6 separate regions of the Mus musculus genome follow, and regions 1, 2, 3, 4 and 5 are each linked to region 6. A link is a loop called in an ENCODE intact Hi-C map of the cell type or tissue named here. Cell type or tissue: heart. All regions are shown on one strand.

The links. Peaks named below come from ENCODE experiments on the same cell type or tissue, not always from the same donor. Only the 100,000 strongest peaks of a DNase experiment are listed, where the experiment ranks them.
Region 1: it touches region 6 in a loop (2.8-fold over the local background); 2 of 42 quality-filtered maps call a loop at or near these places.
Region 2: it touches region 6 in a loop (8-fold over the local background); 11 of 42 quality-filtered maps call a loop at or near these places.
Region 3: a loop joins it to region 6, with 2.1 times the contacts of the local background. A loop is called at or near these places in 2 of 42 quality-filtered maps.
Region 4: it touches region 6 in a loop (2.5-fold over the local background); 3 of 42 quality-filtered maps call a loop at or near these places.
Region 5: it touches region 6 in a loop (2.3-fold over the local background); 2 of 42 quality-filtered maps call a loop at or near these places.

The regions. Positions count from the first base shown.
Region 1 is chr3:149,115,349-149,119,348 of GRCm38, forward strand. No RefSeq gene overlaps it. Among named protein-coding and RNA genes, the nearest start is that of Gm30575, 39 kb to the left of the region's middle. In heart, no CTCF peak of the experiment used is centred here; a DNase peak (open chromatin) is centred at 2,283.
Region 2 is chr3:148,989,023-148,993,022 of GRCm38, forward strand. It overlaps a transcript of Adgrl2 not described here. Among named protein-coding and RNA genes, the nearest start is that of Gm30827, 7.9 kb to the right of the region's middle. In heart, a CTCF peak has its summit at 1,556; DNase peaks (open chromatin) are centred at 569, 1,249 and 1,479; H3K4me3 peaks cover 2,494 bases; H3K27ac peaks cover 2,174 bases.
Region 3 is chr3:149,182,645-149,186,644 of GRCm38, forward strand. All of the region lies in intron 2 of Gm30382 (a long non-coding RNA gene), which reads right to left. Among named protein-coding and RNA genes, the nearest start is that of Gm52619, 8.6 kb to the left of the region's middle. In heart, no CTCF peak of the experiment used is centred here; no DNase peak of the experiment used is centred here; H3K4me3 peaks cover 644 bases; H3K27ac peaks cover 558 bases.
Region 4 is chr3:149,189,236-149,193,235 of GRCm38, forward strand. All of the region lies in intron 2 of Gm30382 (a long non-coding RNA gene), which reads right to left. Among named protein-coding and RNA genes, the nearest start is that of Gm52619, 15 kb to the left of the region's middle. In heart, no CTCF peak of the experiment used is centred here; DNase peaks (open chromatin) are centred at 1,816 and 2,156.
Region 5 is chr3:149,218,099-149,222,098 of GRCm38, forward strand. All of the region lies in intron 2 of Gm30382 (a long non-coding RNA gene), which reads right to left. Among named protein-coding and RNA genes, the nearest start is that of Gm52619, 44 kb to the left of the region's middle. In heart, no CTCF peak of the experiment used is centred here; DNase peaks (open chromatin) are centred at 1,543, 1,833 and 2,233; H3K27ac peaks cover 962 bases.
Region 6 is chr3:149,347,152-149,351,151 of GRCm38, forward strand. The region is part of intron 1 of Gm30382 (a long non-coding RNA gene); the gene reads right to left. Among named protein-coding and RNA genes, the nearest start is that of Gm26468, 8.1 kb to the left of the region's middle. In heart, a CTCF peak has its summit at 2,451 (motif pointing left); a DNase peak (open chromatin) is centred at 2,360.

The sequences.
Region 1 (4,000 bases), 230 kb before region 6:
TGCCAAAACACAGTGACACATGCTCATATGTAAGGATTCTCCTGTTCCAACTGGACTCTCAAGGGAGGCCAACTGCGTCCTCGGAAAACCAGTATTGTCCTGGCATTCTTAATGCTGCATGTTTGCTTTAGATCTTTTCTCTTTTTTTTTTTCTCTCCACAGAATAACATCTTTATTGCATTATTTTGTATATGTTTGCAGTGAATCTCGCTTATGAAAATACTGCTCTATGCAAGGGTCCCACTTGGTCTGTGGGTAGGAATGTATGAATCTGTTTCGCAAAGCTATGTGATGCATCTTTGGTCTTGGAGCCATTTGCAACAGATTCTTGATTTGCTATGCAGATTCTAATGGAGATGATTGGAGCTGTAATGGTTTGATTTTCTTTTCCTTCTTTCTTGTAGGTAGTAATGAACTCTAAAATGATATGAAGAGGGGGGGGGGGAATCCACAGTGCACATCTTTGCTCTCCACGATCAACAATTTCCAAGCTATTTAGCAAATATAGGACAGCTGCTTTATTGAGCTAAAAAAAAAAAGACTAGAAAATGTACTGGTAGCACTTTGGACTCTATTCTGATCTCCCTTACACTCCACACAGCTTGGATTTTTCTGTAATTTTAATGAAAATGTGGCGGGGCACACCCCGCTCATTTAAATCGTGCACTGTCAGTGTTTTCTGCTTTGCAACTGAAGCACTTCTTGGGACACACGCCAGGTAGGAGATGGGAGGGGGAACCTGAAAATAGAATGCAGAGGTGGGGGCGGGGAACTGGACAAATACCCGGGAAATGGCCCAGATGATAAGGAGGGATTAAGACGGCATTAGCGGATCTAACTGGTGCTCAACCGGATTCGGAACAGGGGAAGGAGTACAACTGTTGAGCCTGTTGAGCGTTGAGAAGTTGGAAAGCATTTTAGACACTTTAGGCTTATTTCTACTTAGCTCGTTCAGGTTATCAATGAACAAAGCCTATCTCCACCGTGCCATCTTTGTGCTCTAAGCTTATTAATAAGTATTTGTAAGAGCTTGAGTAAAGAACCAGAAGAGGGAGGGGAGCAAGGGGGCGTGGTGGAGGGGGAGAGGAAAAGAGGGACCAGAGAGGAGAGAGAATATGGTAAACCCTGTTCTTTTGTAGAATTCATATGTACATGTTATACTTTGAGAGAAGTGGTTTGTGTATCCTCGTAAAGGGTGCACACTATATTCTCATCACCAGGGGCAACCATACAGATGTGACATAACTTTTAAATGGGGGCTGGGATGTAGTTCAGTTGGTAGGATGCTTGCCCAGCATTGGGAAGGCAGATGTGGATTCCATCCATAATACCTCGATCGACTGGGTGTGATGGAGGCACACGCCTGTAATCCCGGAAGTAACCACTGCTCACTGTCACCTTAGCCCTACATCATGCTGCCTTCTCTCGGTTTCTCAGCCAACACCTGGCTTTTCCAACCAGGTGCTTTTCTATTATGTCACTCTTGGTTGAGAAAGAGGCTCTGCGTTTTGACGTGGGTTTGACTCAGAGCTCCTTATCACGACCTCAGGCTAAGTGACTTAATGCTTCTGAGTCTGTTTTCTGTAAAACGGAGCTCTTGATAAACCTCCCTGGAGGGCTGCGGCAAGGAGTAAATAATACACAACTTACGTGTCCCAGCTCAGAAAGAGTTAACGGGTTTTAAAAATAGAACTCTTGAAAAATGAGGGAAAAAATCCTTCCAGTTTATTATGCAGTAAGTTAACAAGATAAGTCTAAAGACCAAAAAAAAAAAAAAAATGGAAATGAAACACTTAGTTGGGGCTAGTGTGGGGAATAAGGAGTGCCCAGGGAAGGCTAAGGTCTCTAGACCAAAAATAACTTTGCACACACTAAGAGATTTCCTGCAGGATAAGTTAGCAGATCTCTCGAAATGTAAACCCTTGGGGGGTAAGAGAAGCAAGGTGATCCTGTTTCTGGGTGACTCACTCAGCTGCAAATTCTATCTAACCAGAGATCTTCACAGTGAGAAGCTGGAAAGGAATTCCTTAGTTCACTTTGAGACAAAGTGGTTTCTGAATGAGAGAGACCCAGGCAGGTGGAATGTACCTTAAATGCCTTTGAATTGGCCCATGGAGATCTCAGAGCCCTAGGCAAAGGAGAACATTCCAGAAGAGGGGGAGGGGTCTGTGGAACGAGAGGCCGGTCCAAGACAAACTTCCTGAGTTCTGCAGCTTAGGTTGGCTCACTAGTTTCCCGTTGTTGATAAAAATGGGGCTGATGCCAGAGTTGGAGTCTGGTCTGGACAAACCCTGCCATGTGGCCCAGACCCTGTGTGGTCCAAGGGACGATCCAGCAGGGAGAGTCAATAGTCCAGGGAGTGTGGGGATGGCTTCTTTGGTGAAGCCTGCTTGCATTCCTAACAGAATTATGGCTTTGTTTTCATCTTGAGACAGGGTCTCATGTAGCTTAGGCTGACCTCCGACTCTATACGTAGCCAACCTTTAACTGCTGATCAACCCGCCAGAGTTTTGACTACAGGCATGCGCCACCATGCCTGGTTTATGCTGGGAGGTCAACCCTGGAGGGCTTCTGGTATCCTAGGCAAATACTCTTTCCAATTGCTATTCATCCCTAGTCAAACTTGCTGTTGTAAAGTTTGTTTTTTTTCCCCCCAAAGACTTTCAAGCAGTGGTGCCTAGGAATATCTGCTTCTTGGTACTACCCATTTAGTAATGGGATGGATAGAATGAAAATTTAGGATTATAGAAGTGTCTCAATGGGAGCTGTGTCCTGGGAGGTTTGCAGCCCCCACCTCCATCTCCTACATTACCATGGCCAGTCTCTCCTTCAAGCAGGATGAGAAATTTCATTTTTTTGTCATTAATTCTTTTGTCCCCTATCTCTGTCAAGTGCAATCCGTTGTTGGTACACCACATTTTAACTATAATTATCCAGGACCTCTGGACATGGTATAATTATCCACAAAATCTGGACATGGTCTTGAGTCCAGTATTCTCGGAGAAAGGTGAATCTTTTCTCTGTCTTGCTGCAGTAAACACAAAGGATTTAGACAGCATTGGGTTCGGCCATGTCCTCTCAATGTGCAAGGAGGAGCTGGAGCTGAGATTGAGACAGGCAGCAGAACTTGAAGGCCTTGGGCTTGGAGTCCTATTTGACTTTCATCTGTGACCCTTGTCTGTCTTTCATTTTCTGGATCCATAGTGTAAAGGTGTTGTCTCCTTGGGTATCTGTCTCTAATACTTCAAATTTGCATGGTCCTCTTTTCCCTGATGTAGAGGTGATTCTAAGTTCAGTGTTCAATTAGAAGTTCCTTGGTTCCGATCTCATCACAGCTCATGGGGTAGAACAAGCATTTGTTCTGCAATCCCTGTCTTTCAGGCTGTATTTAAAAGCAGAAATCCCTAAGTAGTATCTTATCCAATCACACCTCCCTTTCGGTTTCTTTGCATCCAGCCACCCACTGACCCACACTGGAACAGGAGGAAGTTACATGAAAAGGGAGAAGGCATAAAGTTAAGTCAAAGCTGAACTGCAGATCAGTGGTTGCAATTTTACCCCAAAGCAAGGCTGTGCTCGGGGAAGGACTAAGATTTATTGGTTGCAACACATGAAGATGTAAAGTGCACAGTTATCGCTTTTCCCCAGAATGTGTCCTGGCACCAGCCTGGGGAAACTGCATGGAATAGCAAGTTCGGGCTGTCATCCTGCGATAAGTCAGAGTTCTGAGGGAATGCCCCATCATGCTGTCTTGTTGGAGTGAACCCTGGACTAGTATTCATTATGACTAATTTGATTATGATGGTTTAGACGCTTTCATGTTTAAATGAGGCAGACTCTCATGGCATTCTAAAGTTTGCATTCAAATAGAAGGGAAACTCAAATTGCTTAAAAAATGTAGTTTAGCTTTATTTGCATGCTTGTATTTTATTTATATGCTTGTATGCATGTATGTGCAGATGTGTTCATACACACACACACACACACACACACACACACA
Region 2 (4,000 bases), 360 kb before region 6:
GAGTCCCCTAGCCGCGGCGGGAGTACGGCCGCCGGGGAGCGAGGCCAAGTCCGTCAGTCAGTCCGGAGGAGCCCGGTGCGCGCGGGCAGCGGCGGCAGGACCTGCATCCGGCGCACGCGCCGCCCCTGCGGCCTGGGGCACGACTCTGCCGCCAGCCCTTCCTCACATGTCGGGTCTCCCGGGCTGGGGGGCGGGAGAGGGGGCGCCCGGCGGATGCAGGAGGTGAGGAACTCGGGTTCGGGGAGAGCGACGGGAGGAGCGAGGAGGAGCAGCGCCGCTGCACAGCCGCGGAGGGAGGCCGGTCCCCTCAACAATCGCTAAGAATCCTCCGGTAAGCTCCCGATGGCGCTCGGGCACCTCTGCGTGCGGGTGCGCGCGCGCGTGTGTGTGTGTGTGTGTGCAAGTGTGTGTGCCTGTGAGTGCGAGTGTGTGTGAGCGTGTGTGAGCCGGGAGAGAGTGAGAGCTAGAGAAGAGCAGGGAGAGCAGGGAGCGAGAGGCGGGGAGCCCGAAGTCCTGACACGGACTCAGCTAGGGCTGAACTGGAGTCACCTCCTGCCTCCTCCTCCTCCTCGTCGTCGTCAGTCCCCACCCCCAGCCCCCTCAGCCCAGGACTGCTAATCATATAAACATATGAGCGCGGACCGCGGCGCAGCATCCGTCTCTCCCTCCCTCGTTTGCCAGCCAAGAGGCTTGTGCAAACTCCAAAGAAGAGAGGCAGCTGAGTACAAAACGCGGAGCAGATAATCTAGAACTCATTGCGCCCAATGGCCATTTTCCACTCCATTGGAGCAGCTGCGGCAGCGGGGCGCCCGAGCGCAGGGAAGGAGCAGGAGGAGGAGGAGCAAAGGGGACACACTTACAAGCGATCTAGCCTTTCGGGTGGCGGTGGCGACGGCCGAGCAGCCGCCCCAAAACTGGCCGGCCGGGGCTCGGCCCGGTGGGGCGGCCGCAGGGCTTTCCGGGAGGCGCTGGTGGCGGTGGCGGTGGCGGCGGGGGACGCGCGCACGGCCGCGGAACGCGCCCCAGAGGCGCCCGCGCAGGCTCGCGCCCCTCCCCTCTCCTCCCCCTAGCAGTCGTCTGGCGTACCTTCCCCAAACACCCCCAGCCAGGTCCGGGGGTTCCTTATCCAGCATTCACCCTCTGCACCCCGCCCCCTCCCCTCCCCCGAACTCCACTCACTGCGCGCCCGCTGCACGCTCTGCAGCCCGGGCGCACACACGCACTTTCCAAACATCGCTTTTATTTTGGGATCCCGGTGCAGGAGGGGATCCGGGAGAGATCGCGTTCCGGCCACCGGGGGCCGGGCTTGGGGCCTGCAGCTTGAGACCCCGCTCCCTGTCCCTCTTCCCCTCCAGGCCCAGGAGCTCCCTCCTAGCTAGGACTGCGCCCAGGCGCTCTGGATGCTTGTTTTACCCACCCCGTCTCCAGGTTTTCTCTGCTCCGCGTGCCCCGAGCCGGAGGCCCCGAAACTTTTAGTTTCCGCAGCCCTCCTTTTGTGTGACTGCTCGCAGGAGAAAGGAGGTCTGTTCGCCGCGGCTGCCTCCGTCCGGCGGCGGCGCGCAGGGGACGCTCCAGGGCTAAGGCGTCTTTGATACCTGAGATTTCCGGCGCGCTCGTTAACGAAAGTTACATTTTTTTTTTTAATTGCGATGAGTTTTTCTTTGTAGTTACATAGAGCTAGCTAAACTTTGACTTTATTGACTATATTTCACAAGAGCGTTCTGTTTGTTTTTGATTAAACTCACCAGGATATGCAACGGAAGGAAAGGGGAAAGGAGACTGCAAGGCTTTGCTTACTAGAACAGTCACCGTCCGCTTAGGTCTGCTTCCCTCTTTTCCTTATATTGAAACCTCTCACGTCCTCTCGAAACCTGTCTCTGCCCCTCACTGCTGACAGTGTCAGCAAACGACAGAAACAAGCTGAAAGGACCAGACTACAACAGTATTATGCCAGGAGAAAATAAATAAATAAATAAACGTTTAAAAACTAGGTAAACATCTGCTGTCCAGGAGGCAAATAAATAAATAAATAAAATTTGTAATTTTTTTTAATTATAAGATTTCTGAGCAGAATGCAGTTTCTCAATGTGTTCCTGAACTACCGAGTGAGCTAATGAATGCAGCCATTTGTCTTCGAGAGGCTAATTCTCCCAGGTTTGAGACCTATGGAGAAGTGGGTGAAACTTGAGCTTGTTTGCTTTCAGAAACAATATGTACTTTTTTTTACTGCGGATAAGCTGCAGTCACCACACTTCGGAAATCATTCCAAACAATGTTATTAAAATGTCAACAGGAGATTGCTCCGAAGACTCGAAGATTCTGAATATCAATTAGCATTTGCATTTTGTCACAAAGCCAAATGTTTGCAGCACTAAAATCATTCAAATACTGGTCAAATGCGTTCTTGACTGGAGAAACCCCCGAAGTTAAATGTGCATATATCCAAATCACTGACACATTAGCATCTCAGATTAGAAAGAGATTCTCCTGTGACCCCGTTTCCTCTACTGGATGAAGGGTTCTGTTGGGGGGTCCCCATCCAAGAGTCTCTGTGTCTTAAAGGAAAGACACTCTTCACTTGGAGTTTCTTAGATACATCAGTTCAAATACCATCCATGCAGAGTTAAAATAGCCTGGGAAATACACACCTTTGCAGAGCTCGTGCAAAACATTACAGTGTGCTTTGATTTTCTACTAGTCAAAAGCTATACAAGGCACTGGTCCACCTAGGAAAGTTAAGTCAGCCTACTTAAAGTAGCTGAAAAGAAGGCAGACAAATGCTTTTCAGACATCAAAGAGCGTTAATATCACATTCTCCTCTTTTTAAAATAATGTTTTATTTGTGAGTGTAAAACACAGTATGTCAAACTACTAATAATTTGCATTTGCCAAAAAAATTTAGCCAGTTCTTTTGTTCAGCTTTGAAGGTTTTCATTCATCTGGCCTGATTCACAGGAAGCCCCAGTGAGTGCACAGACCCGTCTAATCCTATTTTCTTTGGGGAAGCAAAACTTAGCCTGAAGTTTTTATTTAGTGAGCTTAGAGAGTAATCAATAGACATTTTTGCCTGAATTAAGCTGGCCATATGTTGGCTCGTTTATTTAATTCTCTCAGAAAGAATCTCTCAAAGAAACCACTGTCTACATTTCATAGGTCTGATACTCTTTGATGCCCAAGACATAAAGTGAGTCACTCTCCACTATGTTTCTAAGGAGACAACATCACACACACACACACACACACACACACACACACACACACACACACACACTTAAAAGCAGGAAAACTTGCCAAAAGTGAGTTAACACTCTAGGGACTATAAAATGACCCATAAGAATTTCCAATCTTGATTCAATAGGGTGTGTATTTTCTATAGCTCAAAGGTTCAAAATGTTTTCACCCTAAGAATGTTAACTTGCTAACACACACACACACCTAGCAATGTATCTACACACACACATACACACACACACCTAGCAATGTATCTACTTTAAGATGTCTTAAATATTTAGGAATTTCAATCTTTCTTCTTCATATACCATACGAAAGAATTGTCAAGAACGATCAAGTCAATTGAAATGTTCAAGATGAAACTGTTAGCCAGAGCCCTGACATTAGAAGGGAACAGTAATGGGATACACTCCACAGAGCCTACTAGCATCCAGAAAACATAATGTACCTGATATTTCACGACTATTCAAAACACAATCTATAGCAACACAGGTGTGATGGTAGTAGAGAACCGTGAGTGAGGTGTTAGCGTCTACAGATGTGAGCAGCACCAGAAACCTGGAGCCTTCTTCCAACCCAGTGCGCGCAACTACTCAATTTAGAGTATTATTTAAGTAATGGCGAAATCATTGACTTCCCCATCATACTCGCTAATTGTTTTTGTTTTTAATAGATTCTACAAAGGACAAAGAAACACCCATTTCCATTTGTTTTATGTTAAATCAACATCTAACCACTCATGGTGGTTTCATTCAAAGCAAACAGAAGG
Region 3 (4,000 bases), 160 kb before region 6:
GGTATGTGTGATAATGGGTGGATAGGGTGTGCCTTTAAAGTTGCATTTAATTGAGAAAGTAGCGTTGTCACATTCGGGAACCTACTCAGTGTTTGTAGATAATCTGAGGTGAACCTCTACCCACTTAACCTGGAGACTCATCATCTGTATAAAAGGAAGAGGTTTTGTGATATTATATACATATACATATACATATACATATACATATACATATACATATACATATACATATACATATGCATATACATATACATATACATATACATATACATATACATATACATATACATATACATATACATATACATATACATATACACATACGTGTGTGTGTGTGTGTGTGTGTGTGTGTGTGTGTGTGTGTCTTGGTTATTCTTAATTAAATGGAGGTGGTAAAAGCAAGCTTTATTCAGGAATCAAATCAATCTAGCACATATTTAGAAGCTATGCATTTGTAAGAACTGTGTTTCCCCACATCCCATTGCTCTTTTCGTTGGCAGGTAACCTAGTTTATATTTCCGTAGACTTGAGGAATCTAACAGAAAGTTCATTAGCCTAAATATTTTCACTCAGAGAAAAGTGAAATTCTATTTTTGAAAAATCCCATGAAAAATAATTTTACCTGCAAACCCAGTAACATGCTAAGAGTCCACACTTCACACATACGGGGTTGTAAACTCAAGGCACAGATATCCACCTATGTTCAAGAATAAAAATTTTTTCTTGCAAAATCTAAGCCTAAAAGAGGTAGCTGGATGATAATAGATAGACAAATAGCTAGATAAATAGTAGATAGATAGACAGACAGATAGATGGATAGATGATAGATGATGATAGATGATAGATGATGATAGATGAGTGGACGTGTTGGTTCAAAGGTAATGGGCTTAAAATGTTAAGTCCCATTGCTTTAAACAACAATCCCTCTCCTTTTTCACTTATAAAATATGTCTACTGGAATGAATTACAAAAGTATCTGAGAATTCTTTTAAATAATGAAAACAAAGTATTTTTTAAATAACTTCCACAGAAGTTTTTTTTTTTTTTTGGACTCTAATGTGATAATATTTTCTAAATCATAAGGGCAGGGCAGCTAAAAGCTCCGAGGAAAAAAAACCAAAATTAACATCCTTTTGGGGAAAAAAATCAACTCCAAAAGAAAAAAAAAATAGCAATATATCTTGTTTGCCTTCTACAATTTAATTTACAAAATGGCAAATCGGTTATTTTATTGACATGTTACCACAGAGAAAAACAGCCAGACCTTAGACTAAAGGAGTTTATTAACAAGACTTCCGGAGTCTTATTCATTAATTTGGTTGGCTGCTGACAAACAGAAGAAAATCAACAGCTCTGGATAAAATAATCATCCAGGGCTTCGATGTCTGTAAACGATTTAAATTCCTGACATTGAATATTTATAGTGAGCCATGAGCCTTTGACAGTCACCATATTTCAGCCGGCTCTCGGCTCCCAACACAGACACAAACCCAGAGGTTTCCTGATGGATCTTCAGCCCCTCGCCTCTCTTGGTCGTTTGGTCTGTGTCACCATGAGATAAGGGACACCCAGAGTGTTACTGACAGTCTCCTAAGACCTCACCCCCTGCCTGGTGGTCCTCCCTCCCCAGAACTATAGTTCAGATGCATGAGGCCCTCTGCCCTTTCAGCGGCAGCCCTGTGGGATAGTTCTACACTTATCACCGCGATCACAAATCAGCATTGGCTTCCATCCTCCGGCTTCAAGAGCCTACTCTGCCAGGCAGCAGAGACAGCATTTCGGCCGCAGATGTGACCGGTTAACTGTACAAGCAAAGAGGGGAAATCCACGCAACAATACTTCATTCAGCGAGGGAGTCTGCAGCGGATTACAGCTTCTCTCTGCTTAAGTCTGGTCTTAATTTACTGCTTTTATTCAGTTTTCAACCACAAACGAGCCCCTTATGAGGTATTCACTAGGCAGAATTGACAACTCTTTTTATCTACTTGAAAAATATTTTTGGATAATAATTTATGGTTACAAAATATTTTAAGCAGTTTGAACACTTATCATGCTTTCGATGCTTAACCGTGCAGTATCCTCTGTTTAAAAAATAGTAATAATAATGGACTCCCAGACAATCTGGTCATGTTACACACAGCATTTGTAACAACGGAGTGATTTGGCCACATAGAAACACAAATTAAAAAAAAAAAAAAAAAAAAAAAAGAACTCCACGTATTTCACGGAGAATGTCTTTCCTAGGCTCTTAAATTGCATCTCAGGAGAACATCAGAGTCCAGAATGGTATATCCAGGCTCCGAATGTGGGAAAAATAATTTTGGCAAGTATTGTATTTTACTTATGGGTTAATGTTTAAAATAACATATTTTTGAATACTCTTCAGAAGAGAAAAAAAAGCCGTCTCTCTGTGGACACGAAGTACAGTTCATGTTCTGTTTGTACTTTATATAGGAACCTGGAGGGCAGAGACTAATTTAGACTGTTTGTTTGTTTGTTTGTTTGTTTATATAGTCAAATGTTTTCCTGTACTTAGTTCTGATTTAATGCTGTCAGGTAAACTGTCTGTCTGCAGGTGCCTGTTAGGATGGGAGTGGGCCTTTCTGAAGACTGAGTGCCAGTCACTAGGACTAAACTGGAAACTACTTCTCACCACAGGTTCAAAATGCAAGCTATCCGTGTGCAATAAATGACAAATGCCAGGGTCAGGCTTGTTTCTGCAGAACGTCCTGGTTTTGCCACCCAATGATCTGTGACTACAACGGACCCAAGTGAACGACAAGGAAGAAGGAAAGCATTGTGTAAGCAAAGACCAGGACACAGTGCAGTTGGCATTCTTTGAGATAGAAATATTGCTTTTTTTTAAAATGGCTTTAGATTTTTAAACCATGGGTACAGGAAGCTCTGCAAGTTTTTTTTTTCTTGACAGAATTTGAGTATTCCAGACTCCTTTCCTCAATTTCTTTCTTATTTTTTATCATCAAAGAGTAGTTATGCGTAATAAAAGTTTCATTGTGACATTTTCATACACGTATATGAGGCATTTTGATCAAAATCACCTCCTGTTACCCATGCTTGCTCCTCTCCTTACCTAGCTGATTCCTTTACTTCTCCTGTTAGCTCTCTTTCTAGTCTCATGGCTAGTGTGTGTGTGTGCGTGTGTATGTGTGTGTGTGTGTCCCAATGGTTCTCATTAATGTGGGTGGGGGTTTGTTTATAAGAACCTTGGTATGCTAGCAGTGGCTATAGCACTGAAGAAACTGCCAGACTCCTTGATGGGAAGGAACTCTTCCTATTATGAAAGGAGCCTTCGTGGGCAGATACTCACTGACGTTAGGCAGTCATTTGGTTCCCTCATCAGCCTACATGCCATCTTAAGCTAAGTATTGAAGAAAGTACATTTGGCCTCAAAAGGAAAAGACATGGCTTTAACGAGAAAGAGCTAGACAGCATCCTCTACAGGTCTCTTCAAGTTTCATATGTAAATCATATTTAAAATTCAAATTATGCATGTGTTACAAGGGGGAAAACTACGTAAATGTGCAATAGGAAAATAAAGAACTGTATCATTCTGGTTAGTTACGTGACTATTCCCTCTTTGTACGCTACAATTCTGTTTGGTTTCCATCATAAAAACAGGTAGGGCTTGTTGACTGTTGGTTACTCCTGTTGGTTTGAATTCCTGCTGGAAAGGGTTCAGAAGATCATTCTTGTCCTTGTAGAAGGCGTCACCGCCTGCCTTCCCCTGCGGAGAGAATGCATCGCCTCCATGATGCGCTCAGAATAGTATAAAAGATAAGGCTTGGAAGGCCACAAGCTAGGCCACAGCAGCATCGAATGGAAGGACGCCTACTGTAGTCCCTAAATAATTTATGGTAAAATTGTTTCATTAACAATGCGATAACCTCATTCTGCTATTCAACACAAACTTATTAAAGCATAGACAAGAGCGACTTTAGTAACTAGTGAAGGAGGTTTGGAATATGACAATTCCAGTGAT
Region 4 (4,000 bases), 160 kb before region 6:
AAGAAAGGAAAAAAAGAAGGCAAGGAGGCAGGTTGGGAAGGTTGGTGTGTTAAGACTGGTGGATATAAATGCCTGGGAGTCCCCTGGTCAGACACACCACATCAGCTCTCTAGAAAGCTCTGGGAAAGATACGTGGATCCTCGGATTTATAGTGCTTTCATGTGATTTTGCTCGTCCCACCTTGTCTGTGTTGTGAGTGGAACACTGTTCCTCAGCAACGTGGTCTCCTAAATACCTTGACATTGAGACCAAGTTGGTTTAAAATAAAGGGTGTGTGTGTGTTTGATAAAATGCCTCACGTGGTCTATGCTAACCTTGAACTCACTATGTGACCCAGCATGGCCTTGAACACCAAGCAATCCTCTGTTTCCACCTTCTAAGTAAATGGACCAGAGCTAGGAGACATCGTAATAAAATTCCCCCAGCAGGTACGCTTAGTTAATGCTGAGATGCCCTGGGTTTTGGGTGCTGGTGTGACTAAGAGCAGATACTTACAAAGCACCTAAAAGCAGAAGTAAGACAGATATGTGCTGACCCTGGAGGCATGGGATGCCACACCTCTCCGTTTAATAAACTTCAATATTTCAATAATGAAGAAGAAAAATCAGTTGAGAGATGCATGGAAAGGGCTGTGCAGATTTATTGGGGTAAATTAACTCATTTTGTGCTGTAAAATTTGATCATCAACACTAAACCAGAACTTCGTCGGATAATTATTTTATATTTCTGTACTTCTATTAGGGATCCTACTGTAGCTACACCTATTTCTCCCAAAAATAGGAACAGGAAAAAAAAACTTGTATTTTTTTTTTCCTTCTAGTCTCTGCCTTTACAAGAAGAAGAAGAAAAGCCTTAGGTTTCTAGGGTAAGTGCCAAATATACTTCCTGTTTAGATCAAATCTAGCTTGAACTGAAATAATTAGCCACTGCTCCTGATTTTAATGGAAATGTAACGTAACTCCTGCTTCACAGCAACCCTGTTCTGTCCTGCTGTGAACAGTGATTTATATGAAATAATCAGTAGACTATTTCTGCCACAGAGACACGCAAAAGTTGTCCTAAAACAAAAGCAAAACGACAATAAAACCCATGACCTTTTAACCTCTCCAGAAAATTAAATAAAAAATATGCGGGGGGGGGGGGGATCACATTTTTAAAAAGCCTGTTCGGTTTGGGAGAAGACTTTACTTCCGTGTGTATATCCTCAGACAGGGTCGTGACCCTGCTTGAGTGACTACAGCTCCTGTAGCTTCTATACCTGCATGGGGGAGGATGCGAAATGATTTTATAATTAGAAATTCTTAATAGAATTGACAGAAAGAAGAAAACATTCTGGTGCGGAGAATGCGCTGGGCATGAGTGCCCATAAAACCAGAGATATTTATGCGTCTACCTGCATAAAAACCGAAACACCTAAAGAGAGCTAAAGATAACACAGTGAGTGGCGTGCATGCCTGGACTTAGCAGCAGTAGGTGTGTGCCAAGAGACCGCAAGCCTTATTTGTGCAATAGATTCTGGAAGTTGCGGACGAGGAAAATAGCTAATTCTCACTAAAACTTGTTTACCCCTGGCTGAATGGCATAGGCTTTGGGAGTGCTTCAGTGTTCATTTTCATCCTGCCGTCCCCCAAATTTCCTGTTGAATGACATTTTAGAAAGCTGTTGCTATTCGAGGTGTCCCTGGTGCCGGAGAGGTCCCACGATCACTCCAAAGTCTGGTTGCCTCTCCACAGCTCGGCCTGAGAAAATTTCATCCACAGAGCTGATTCAGGGACTTGTTTGGATCTGCTACTGGCAGCATAATACGGCATGAATGAAAAAATAAAGCCCTCGGCAGCTGAATGCCCCTAAAGAGCACTTGGGAACTTCACTGGGTGCCAAATAAAGTAGCTCCGGTGTCAGCTGCGGGAAGCGTATTGTACTGGGCTCGGCAGTCTGTCCCGGGCGCCTATTCATTTCTGGGGAAATTTTCAGGTATTGAATTTTAATCCATGATGCCCAATTATAATTTGGGACCCTTTTACATGAGAGACTGGGCTTCACCCCATATGGCAATTAAGTCAGGACCGCCTAATACACGGTTTTAATTTCCACCAAGCAGGTGCTGCTTCCGGTCAGTAACCAATCCGTGATTTGCCTTCCTTCTGTGGATTATGCAATTTTCATTTTCATACGCCAGCGTCACCCCTTCCTGCCACCATTCAGTGTGTGTTAGGTGGTTTCCTGCCTAATCCTGTAGAGCTTCCCACAGACATCTTTTAAAAGTATTTGTAATTTAAAAAACATTATCTTGTAGGTCCCAGTTTGATCTCTACTGGGCAGTAACTTGCTTCTTTTTTTTAAGTAAATGAATAATGGAAGGTTTATGGTATTATCTGATGCTGGGAATTAGGGGGTGGACTCTTCAGGGGTAATGGCTTTTTACTAATTCAGTTATAGACACCCCCACATTTATTATTAAAAACTTACAACAAAATATGTATATAAAAATATTCACAAATTCCTTACATCTTTGAAATAATTATCTTGGGAGATATTATCTCCAGGGCCCTTTGTTTCTCTGCCTTGGTGCCACCCTCTTCCTGCAACAGTGTCCTTTTTCTTAGATTTCACCTTAGGTTTAACACACCAAGCCGTGTATCCATTGATAAGCTGTCTGAAGGAATAAAATACTGACGGTTACTTCCTCAAGTCCTCCATGCTCCTGACTGTACAAGTTCTCTGCTCTTCAGGGTCATCTCCCAGCTTTAGATGTACTGTGCCCACATGCTGAAATCTCCGCCTGTTTGTTCCAGGGACTTAAGTCACATTCTTCAACTCAAGAGTTACAGTTTCAAGACTCTCATGAGCTTCCCCCTCCTATCAGCCCAGTCTCCTTCTGGTCTGACTGTGCGCAGAATCCAGGCTCCAGAGACCCACCGACTAGGCACATGGACAGTCAGGCTATGATAGTCATCTTTAAAAATTTTAAAACTACTATCTGGGTTTCTTTAGGGATGCACTATAGAGAACCCATCTGTACTGGCTGGTTCTGGGTGTCAACTTGCCACAAGCTGGAGTTATCCCAGAAAAAGGAGCCTCCCTTGAGGAAATGCCTCCATGAGATCTAGCTGTAAGGCATTTTCTCATTTAGTGATTCAGGGCCCATTGTGGGTGGTGCCATCCCTGGACTGACAGTCTTGGATTCTATAAGAGAACAAGCTGAGCAAGCCATGGGAAGCCCAGCCAGAAAGTAACATCCCTCCATGGCCTCTGTCTGCATCAGCTCCTGCTTCCTGACCTGCTTGAGTTCCAGTCCTGACTTCCTTTGGTGATGAACAGCAGTGTGGAAGTGTAAGCCGAATAAACCCTTTCCTCCCCAGCTTGCTTCTTGGTCATGATGTTTGTGCAGGAATAGAAACCCTGACTGAGACACCATCCTACAATACTGCAAACCCAAACCTGAAGGTGTTGAATGTGCAGAAAAACGTTGTGTGATTCAAATCTTGTCTAGAAAGAAATCCTTCCACAGACATGCAGAGAAGTAATAAGCTTTAGGTTGTCTTGAGGAGGACTCATGGAATCTCCGTTGGCACTAGCCCCAGACACACCCAGACCCTCACCTCCCAACCCCTGTGAAGCTGAGGCTGACTTTACCTTCCTGATTATCATCTTGCTTCTACCTCTCACATGCTATAGTTGAAGATTTGTCACCAAGCTCCATGTCTGCTTGGGTGAGAGAAATTTATCTCCCTAGCCAAGTGGTGGTTGCACACACCTTTAATCCCAGTACAAGGGAGGCAGAGGCAGTCAGATCTATGAGTTCAAGGATATCCTGACCTACAGAGGGAGTTCCAGGACACCGAGAACTACAGAGAGCTACTCAGAGAAACTCTGCCCTGAAAAACAAAACAAAATGAAATAAAGAAAAAGAAAAGAAAAAAAGGAAGAATTTATCTCCCTAAAATGCTTTGTTTAAAATAGTGGGTAGAGAAGGGTCAGGAGGCAGATCCTGGGTGGT
Region 5 (4,000 bases), 130 kb before region 6:
AGCGCCCTCTGCAGGTTATATGGATCTCTCCTCCCACAATCCTGTTTACATACTGACACACACACACACACACACACACACACCTCCCCTTACGCTGAAATTATTGATGACTATGTTCTTTTACCTGGAGAACTGCTCACTGGCAGCTCACTCCAAAGAGTACTGATCTAATGATATTGTGGAAGAAATGGCTCTAAGGTGGTTGTTTCCATCCCTTGTGCAAGTTGGGGAAAGAAATGACAAAGCAAGTACCTTTTAAGCCCCATCCCAGATGATAAGCCATAGGAGACATTGGCAGGTGACCAACTGGAAGCCTGCCAGTGCCAAAGAATTCTTCTACTTTCCTGAGACTGCACAACCAGAACTCTGGGCTCACCAAGCCTAACCTGGCATTCTTGCTTTTACCTTCTTTGTCTTGTTCTCAGAAGTGTCTGCCTTGTCTAATTACTGTGTATGCTACAAATGACTGCCTGAGAGCTCCACCCCTCCTACCACGCCAGTAACTGATGCATCAGGTCTTCCAACACATCAAAAATATCTCCGTGCTCATTCTAACCCATTTTGTGACCACACCCTGGTCCCTTTGCTTGTCTCAGAGAGCAGGGACATGGTTTGTCAAGGACCAGCAAACAAAGTAAACTTGGCAGAAGGCTAAGGATTCTTGGTCGACTTGTTTCCCCGTCTAAACTATTATTACCATCCAGTCCACAAGAGCAGAGCAGAAACATTGTTGCTTTTAGGTTGTTCCAATTTTTTGTTTGTTTGTTTGTTTTACTAGGTTTATAAACTGGTAATCCACGAACACTTTTTGAACCTTCTACTTCCTGAGATGTCACTTGGTCATCCCAAACGAATTAATTGACTTTAGAAGCCATGCTCTTACTTCGCTTATGTCACAGGGCAGAGTGGACTTCCAGGGACTCTGTGGTCCTCTAACAAGCCATGAGTCTCTTGTCTCTTCTGTAATTATTTGGGGGATTTTAGAGAAAAGGTTCCAAGAAGCCAGTACCACATATTTACTAAATCTTAGGCAAAACAAAGACCGAGAACTAGAAAGCCCTACAGCTCAAAACGAAAGGTACAAAAGCCTACAGGTACTTTCTGAAAAGCTAAAGGTAGGAAGACTTTAAAACTGCTTACAAGCAGCAAATCTTCGAAGCAGTCGATGCTTCTGCAACTGTAGGATTTCCTCATGCTAAGTAGCTTTAAAACTACTTAGCAGCATTAAATTGATGTCTTACTCACTACTTAGCTTGCTCCAGGACTTACCAAAGCAAGCTCTCCCAATTACAGCTGGCTCGCAAAAAGGCACCTCAGCCGGATTTCCAACTGGTGAAAGAATTTGGTGCAATTTCAATTTGAATTCTGTGATAGGGAAGGTGGGGGCGGAGCAGCATTTTTAAAATGCCAATCACAACCATTCGGTGTTTCCTGAAGCCAATTCAGTTGACTACAAAGAGGGTTAAAATGAGCAGGGAAGAAAAGGAGGAGCAGGGAACTGGAGGAAATGAGCTTTGTTTTGTTCCCTGAAAGGCTTTCCTCGGATGCACGTGGCTCGGGACTGTGGCCAATCTGACAAAGAATATTCTAGAGTGGCTGGGATAAAGCCTTACCAATTCCTCAAAGCATTCCTAGGTTCTCTTTCCCGTGTTGAATACTTCCATTATAGGATTGTGATTTTAAAAAATAAGAAAGTAAAATAAGATGGCAGAGACCTGCCGTAGTTGAATTCGCTGATTAATGGTTACTGTGAGATGATCTGAGCAGTTTGAAGCAGTGGCCTAAACTCCTGACTTTTACCCGGTCCATTCCATCCCGGCTTCGCAAACCTCAGCTCCTGGAGGAAGTAGATCTGGGAAGAAGAAGCGAAACTTGCTGAGTATTTTGAATCTCAAAGGCTGGCACTTTGTGACTCTTTTTCCAAGACAATAGTCAGGAAATTTGGCTGGTAAGAAAGAAAGGGATTTTCTAAAGTCTTTTATTCCCTTAACTATTGAGAAGCAGGCCAGACTAAGCATCCTAAAGTGGAAAGGAGAGTGGATTAGAAAGAAGGTGAGACATTCCTAGTCCCTTAGTTGTCTTTAACAGCTGAGAGGATAGCCACTGTTTTCCTTCTCTCTGTGACTTCCTGTGGAGGGGGGTCCAGGGAGAAATGGGTAGGGAGAAGTTCTAGAAGGGCTTGTGGAAGCAAACAGCACTTTGCCCTTCCTGGGAGGCCCCCTGGGAATCACCCAGTCACAGTCTAATTCTGCCAACTTCTTAAAGAGCAGAAACATCTGCATATGGCTCTCCAGCCCCCAGCTCTGCAGAGGTCTGTATGGTCACTCCTCAGAAATTCCCAGTCTGCTGGGAAAGGACGCACTTTGTCAACTTTAGCCCAGAAGGTCGTCTAAGGGGAAGGAAGCAGGCCACTGCAGACAAAGCTGAAGGCGGGAATTGTAGTTAGTCCTGTGTTAAGGAATACCTAAGAGTCAGCAAAAGTAGGGAGGGAGGAGACGGCAGAGGGAAGATGCGTGGAACACTGTCATGGTCCAGTGAATAAACACAAGCAATGTCACCAAAGTCAGCTTCCAGAATGTTCAGGGCAGTCGCTCTAAGCCATGCAGGAAGAGGCATCGGGGAAAGGATACCCTTGGCTGTTCAGGAGAGTCACTCTGAGCTGTCCAGGAGGAGGGCCTGGGGAAAGGATGGCCTTGGAGGACACCTGTGTGGGCTACAGGGCCCCACCCTGTCTGAGAGTGACAGGCCTTACTTCTTCACATAAGTCCAGGTGAAGGAGATGGGAATCTGACAAATGTTTCTGACTCACCGAAACAGAAACTAAATTACATAAAGACATGGCTTAGATTACCACATGTGACTGAATCAACAATTTGAAATACCCTTTCCACTGCACCAGAAGACAGTAGGGTGGTGAAGAAGGCCTAGTCAGGTAAAAAGGACCCAAGTTTCAGGGTTCTAATTCCTCATTACTATATCTTAGCATATTATTATTTACCCTAGCCATGACATCCGGTGTCAAACAAGGACTGTTAGCTTTGGAGGCCGGCTGACAGGAAGAGGGAAGGATAAAGAGTTGATACTAAGTTAGAAGCAAGAGTCCTGTGGTAACACAGAACCATCAGGAAACTTCTTTCTGACAACTCTGATCTTGCTTTTTAAAACGCACTGGCTCCGGATTACTTCCCACAGAAAGTGTAATTGCATCAAAGGCCACCTACTAAAGAGCTTGGCCTCCAACCCAGGATTATTAGCTGCTGTCTCCCCGTGCATGCCCTTCCTCGTGGGGAAGATGGGCAAGAACTAATAGGGAAGTTTAATAGCGGGATAGAATTGGCAGGGCTTGGTAACTTGGCTGAAAATTGTATTTCAGGTAGAGAAGAAGGAAGGACGAAATCAGAGAACAGCTGCAGATGGCGTTACGTTCTTTTAGCATTCGAGCTGGTGGGAATGGCACGAGACAATCCAAGGGTTTCCTGATTTATTGCTTGTCAATTCTAGCATGTTTTCCATGGTTTGTTGTTGTTGTTGTTGAATCCAAACATATATTTATTAGCCAAAATAAGAACCGTGACAACTAGTGAATATATTTTTCCAATCAGAATAATTTTATTTATCTTGTAACATAAAGACCCATGCTTCCGGTTGAATGAGCTCTTGGAAAGTATTTTTCAATCCCACTGACTGCGAGAGCATATTTAGATTCTAAGGGCACCTAGGAGAGCCTCTTCCTTTATTTTTCTTCATGTGTGTGTACTTGTGTGTGCATGTGTATGTAGGTGTCTGTGTGAGCAATTATGTGCCACAGTGCACATGTGGAGATCAAAGACCACCTTGGGTATTGGTTTTCTATTTTCACCTTGTGGGAGAATGGGTCTCTTCTGGGACTTCTGACTCCACCTCCAATCTGGCCAAAGGAGTGCCAGGTTAAAAACATGTTTCATCCTGTCTGATCTTTCCTGGCTTCCAGAGTATAAAGTCAGGTTCTAACATTTTCATG
Region 6 (4,000 bases):
AAAAGGATCCTTAAATGTCACCCTATTCACAGATCACGATCAACCTGGTCGCTATTATAAAGTGTAGTTTAGAAACATGTAAATTGTACCTTACAGGAGATGAGCAATGTGGTTAAGGAAGATGTTTGTTGTTCCTAGAAGACAGCTTGGTGTAGAAAGAGAAACTCCTTAACTCTTAAGGCTGTGGCTCTTCCAGCAGCTTCCAGGGACAACTTGCCTGAGAGTTACCTGAGGAACTTGGAAATGTGCACATTCCTGGGATCCAGGCCAGATCTAGGGAGCCTGTTCCAGTGCAGTTGCTCACAGAACCAGTTTTACCACACTGCTTGCAGATGCTGTGGAAGTGCGGACAACTGTCAAGGCTCCCTCTCAGGAACTCTCTAACCTACATATTAATTTAGAAGCCCCGCCTGTGATAGTAAAACATCAGGGGGCGCTCCCTGAAAGCGTGGGGTGAAGAAGAAAAGTGTGATCACTTGCCTGTTGTGCTCCTGCACTTTGTGAATTAGTTTGTACGGGCCAGGCACTCAACCAAGATGCTCAACATTGATGAATAAGTTCATTTGTCTTGGTTACAAGGCTCTGAGGGATACTATTTGGATGCAAAACATGCATTGTTTCCTTCTTTCCTCATCAGAGGGCCATAATTAGCCAGCCACAACTAGGAATACACAAAGGAAATTGACTATTTCATGTATGTCATATATTCAATAATATTTATATCACGAGAAGATAAATAGATACTTTAAAGCCAGCTACAGGATCCAGTGAGGGACAAAACTTGGTAAAACCATAAACTCTTTAAAGAGGGAGCACAGATGACTTGCCAGCCACTAATTCATTTTCTCTTTTCCTTTTATTTTTAACCAGAATGTTTTTCAGTGTAAGCTCTACGCAGTGCTTATCTTCAGGGATGAACTTATTACCCTCGAAAGTTCAGAACACGTAGGTAGGCTCTCATCGGTAGATACTTGCTGAAAGTAAGATTACTTCTGTTTTATTTTAGCAAAAAAAAAAAGCAAGCTGCTAATGTTTACATTATTCATTCATTTCATCATTCCGCATATAGTTATTGATGACTTTATTCTGTGCATAGCTAAATAAGATAAGGTCTCTTGGAAAAGCTCATAGCTTAAAATCCTGAGAGGAGGGGATGGCAGACATGCCAAAGGGCTAGAAAACGGGAATCTAGACGGATCGGGAACTCCACTTTGGATTTTAAGAACCCTTGCTTGAGTCTCAGTGAAGGCAACATAGTTAGACAGCTAATGGAGTCCTTGAAGGCAGTGTTCAAGGGTTAGCTGAGGGAAGGCAGTCTCTGCAGACATTCCAAGACCAAGGCAGAAGGAATCACTTCTGATTTTTATCACAGATGGTTTTCCACTCAGTTCCTGAGATTCTGATTTGGGTCACACACTCTGGAAGTATTTGTGAGCAAAGTCATTAGCATCTCCATCTAATACCCTCTTTGTTGAACCAAGCTGTCATAGGCTTAATAAACAAGCAGTAAGTGTTTACAGACCAAGTTATGATCTGCTCTGCTCCTTTCTGCTTCTTCTTAGAGTATCTTTTGTCAGGGGTGGGGGGTGGAGGGGGGTCATCCCTTCCTCACCATTGTTAAGCAGGGTGTGTCGACATCCTGTTTCTTTATGTAATTATCCTTTTAGGATCTGTGATAGTTTTGTCTACTAAAATGACTACCCTCTAACTGTGAGGCTACTGGTGCAGGATTCTAACAAAGAGATTGTCTTGTACAAAGAAGGGCACTGGTGACTCTCAGTTAAGAATGTGATGAGTTGAAGGTATTTTGTAGTAGTTGAAATCAGCGAGTCATTGCGAATTCTTCTGTGATACTAGTAATTTCTTTGTAACATCCTTCTAATTGCAGCATATAAAAGAGACAAATGTGAGTTGGACTCTATACATAGCATATTAATCTTGTCTTTTCTGGTTAAAACCGTTTAAGCTCCCACTTCTAGTACAGTTGAACAAAGCAGAAAGCTCTAGTTTTTGGTGCTTGGCTGACTAGCTTCTGGGTCCCCTCCTTTATGAATTGTTTATTTTTAGTTGGAAATGTGTAGGCCAGAAGAAATCTCAGGGTTGCAGGTGGCCTGCGATTAGCTATATGGGAAGTGAAGATGATCAAACTTCCTTCTAGACCCTATGAGTCAAACCCTTTTGAAACAATGGGGAGCGTGTGTCATGTAATTTTCAAGTCTTGTATACAAATGACGGCACTTCTCTGCTTGAGACCTCGTCTTAAAGACAGGACCTGTTTCCTAGAGCCTTTCCATCACACAGCAAATCTGGAGTCTGCGATTAGACTCAAGAGCTATTAAACAGTGCCAGAGACAGGAGGGGGACTTCCACAGCATTTCCTTCTAGCAAAATAATACTCTCCAAGGAGCAGCCTCAGCCTTAGGTCAACCTGACTCAGTGGGAAGAGCGCCACCTATTGACCGTGGCCGCAGAGCGACAGCACCTGGCCACCCTTCCAGCTTACCCCCACCCCACCCCCTTTCTCTAGAGGGCTGAGGATAATGACCTTCTGAGGTGGTCTGAAGTTCACCTAAGTGTTTTCATATCACGCCTTATAATTTGAGGCAAACACATGAATTTAAATCAGTTTTTCAAACAACCAGGCCTCTCTTCTCATTTACTAGAATGGGGGGAAAAATCGGTTTTATTACCTTAAAGATGCCAAACAGTGCCATTTTATTACTGTGGGAACCTGGAAGTCATTTCCGAACTCTTTTGGCAAGGGTGCTATGCAGAGCGTCCAATTCGGCCCTTTAAGTGTCTTCTGAGAACCACCACACAGGCTGTGATTTACTGTCTCCAGGAGTTAAAGGGACCCTTTCTACCCTGAGACTGAAGAAAGAAAGGTGAAGTGTGTTTACCAGGCATCCCAATGAGACTTGCAAGACCAGGAGACGACTCTGAGCAGGAGGCAAAGACACTTTGAGGACACACACTTTTTCAACATGTAATTCTTATTTTGGTACAAAGGAAACTTAGGTTGAAAGTTCTTCAAAGTCTTGGCAGTTTGTGTGTATATTGATAAATGGGTTTTCTGGCCGGAGTCACATACATCTTACAGTTGATGGTGATATGGCTGGTTTACCCCTCTCTTCCTTGTATTGGAGCCCAGAAAGGGTTTAGCATACTTCCATGGCAATACAAGGTTGTAGGTAAAAACACATAAATAGAAGCAGGAATAATGGTACACACACATCTGCGATCATAGCACTGAGAGACAGAGGATTAGGTTGGACGATTAAGAGTTCAAAGCTAGCCTCTACCACTCAGTGAGTTCGAGGTCAACCTGGGCTTCTTGTGAGCTTGTCTCTAGACACATCTGAACATATACATTTATACATATACACCTGAATACATATATACCTATATGTGTATACATATATATATATATATATACACACACATATAACTTTTAAACAACCAAAACCTAAAAATAGCATATATGCATAAAATAAGTATGTTTTTTATATATAATATGTACATTCATATTATATATAGATACATATTTTACATATATATGTAAAATACACACATATTGTGAAGGTACAAAAGTTGCACCAACATATTCAATGGGCTAAACACAATTAAACAAGAGTTAAAAAGATGTTTTCATATTTCCTAATTTGCAAGCAGAAGATGGAAAGACTCCAGCCAGCCTTGTTACTGTTCACTAGTAACAAACAGGAACTTTAATTTCTGTGCTCTCGGTTGACACATCTCTAGTGGCTGATTTCATGGACTCTCAAAGATACACTATCATCGGTGTTAATTACAACATGTGCACACACATATCTTTTCTGCCTTTTATGTTATTTTGAGTGTGTGTGTGGGGGGTATGTGTGTATGTGGGGGGGTATGTGTGTGTGTGTGTGGGTATGTGTGTGTGTGTGTGTGGGAGTATGTGTGTGTATGTATGTATGTGTGTGTGTATGTGTGTATATGTGTGTGTGTATGTGTGTGT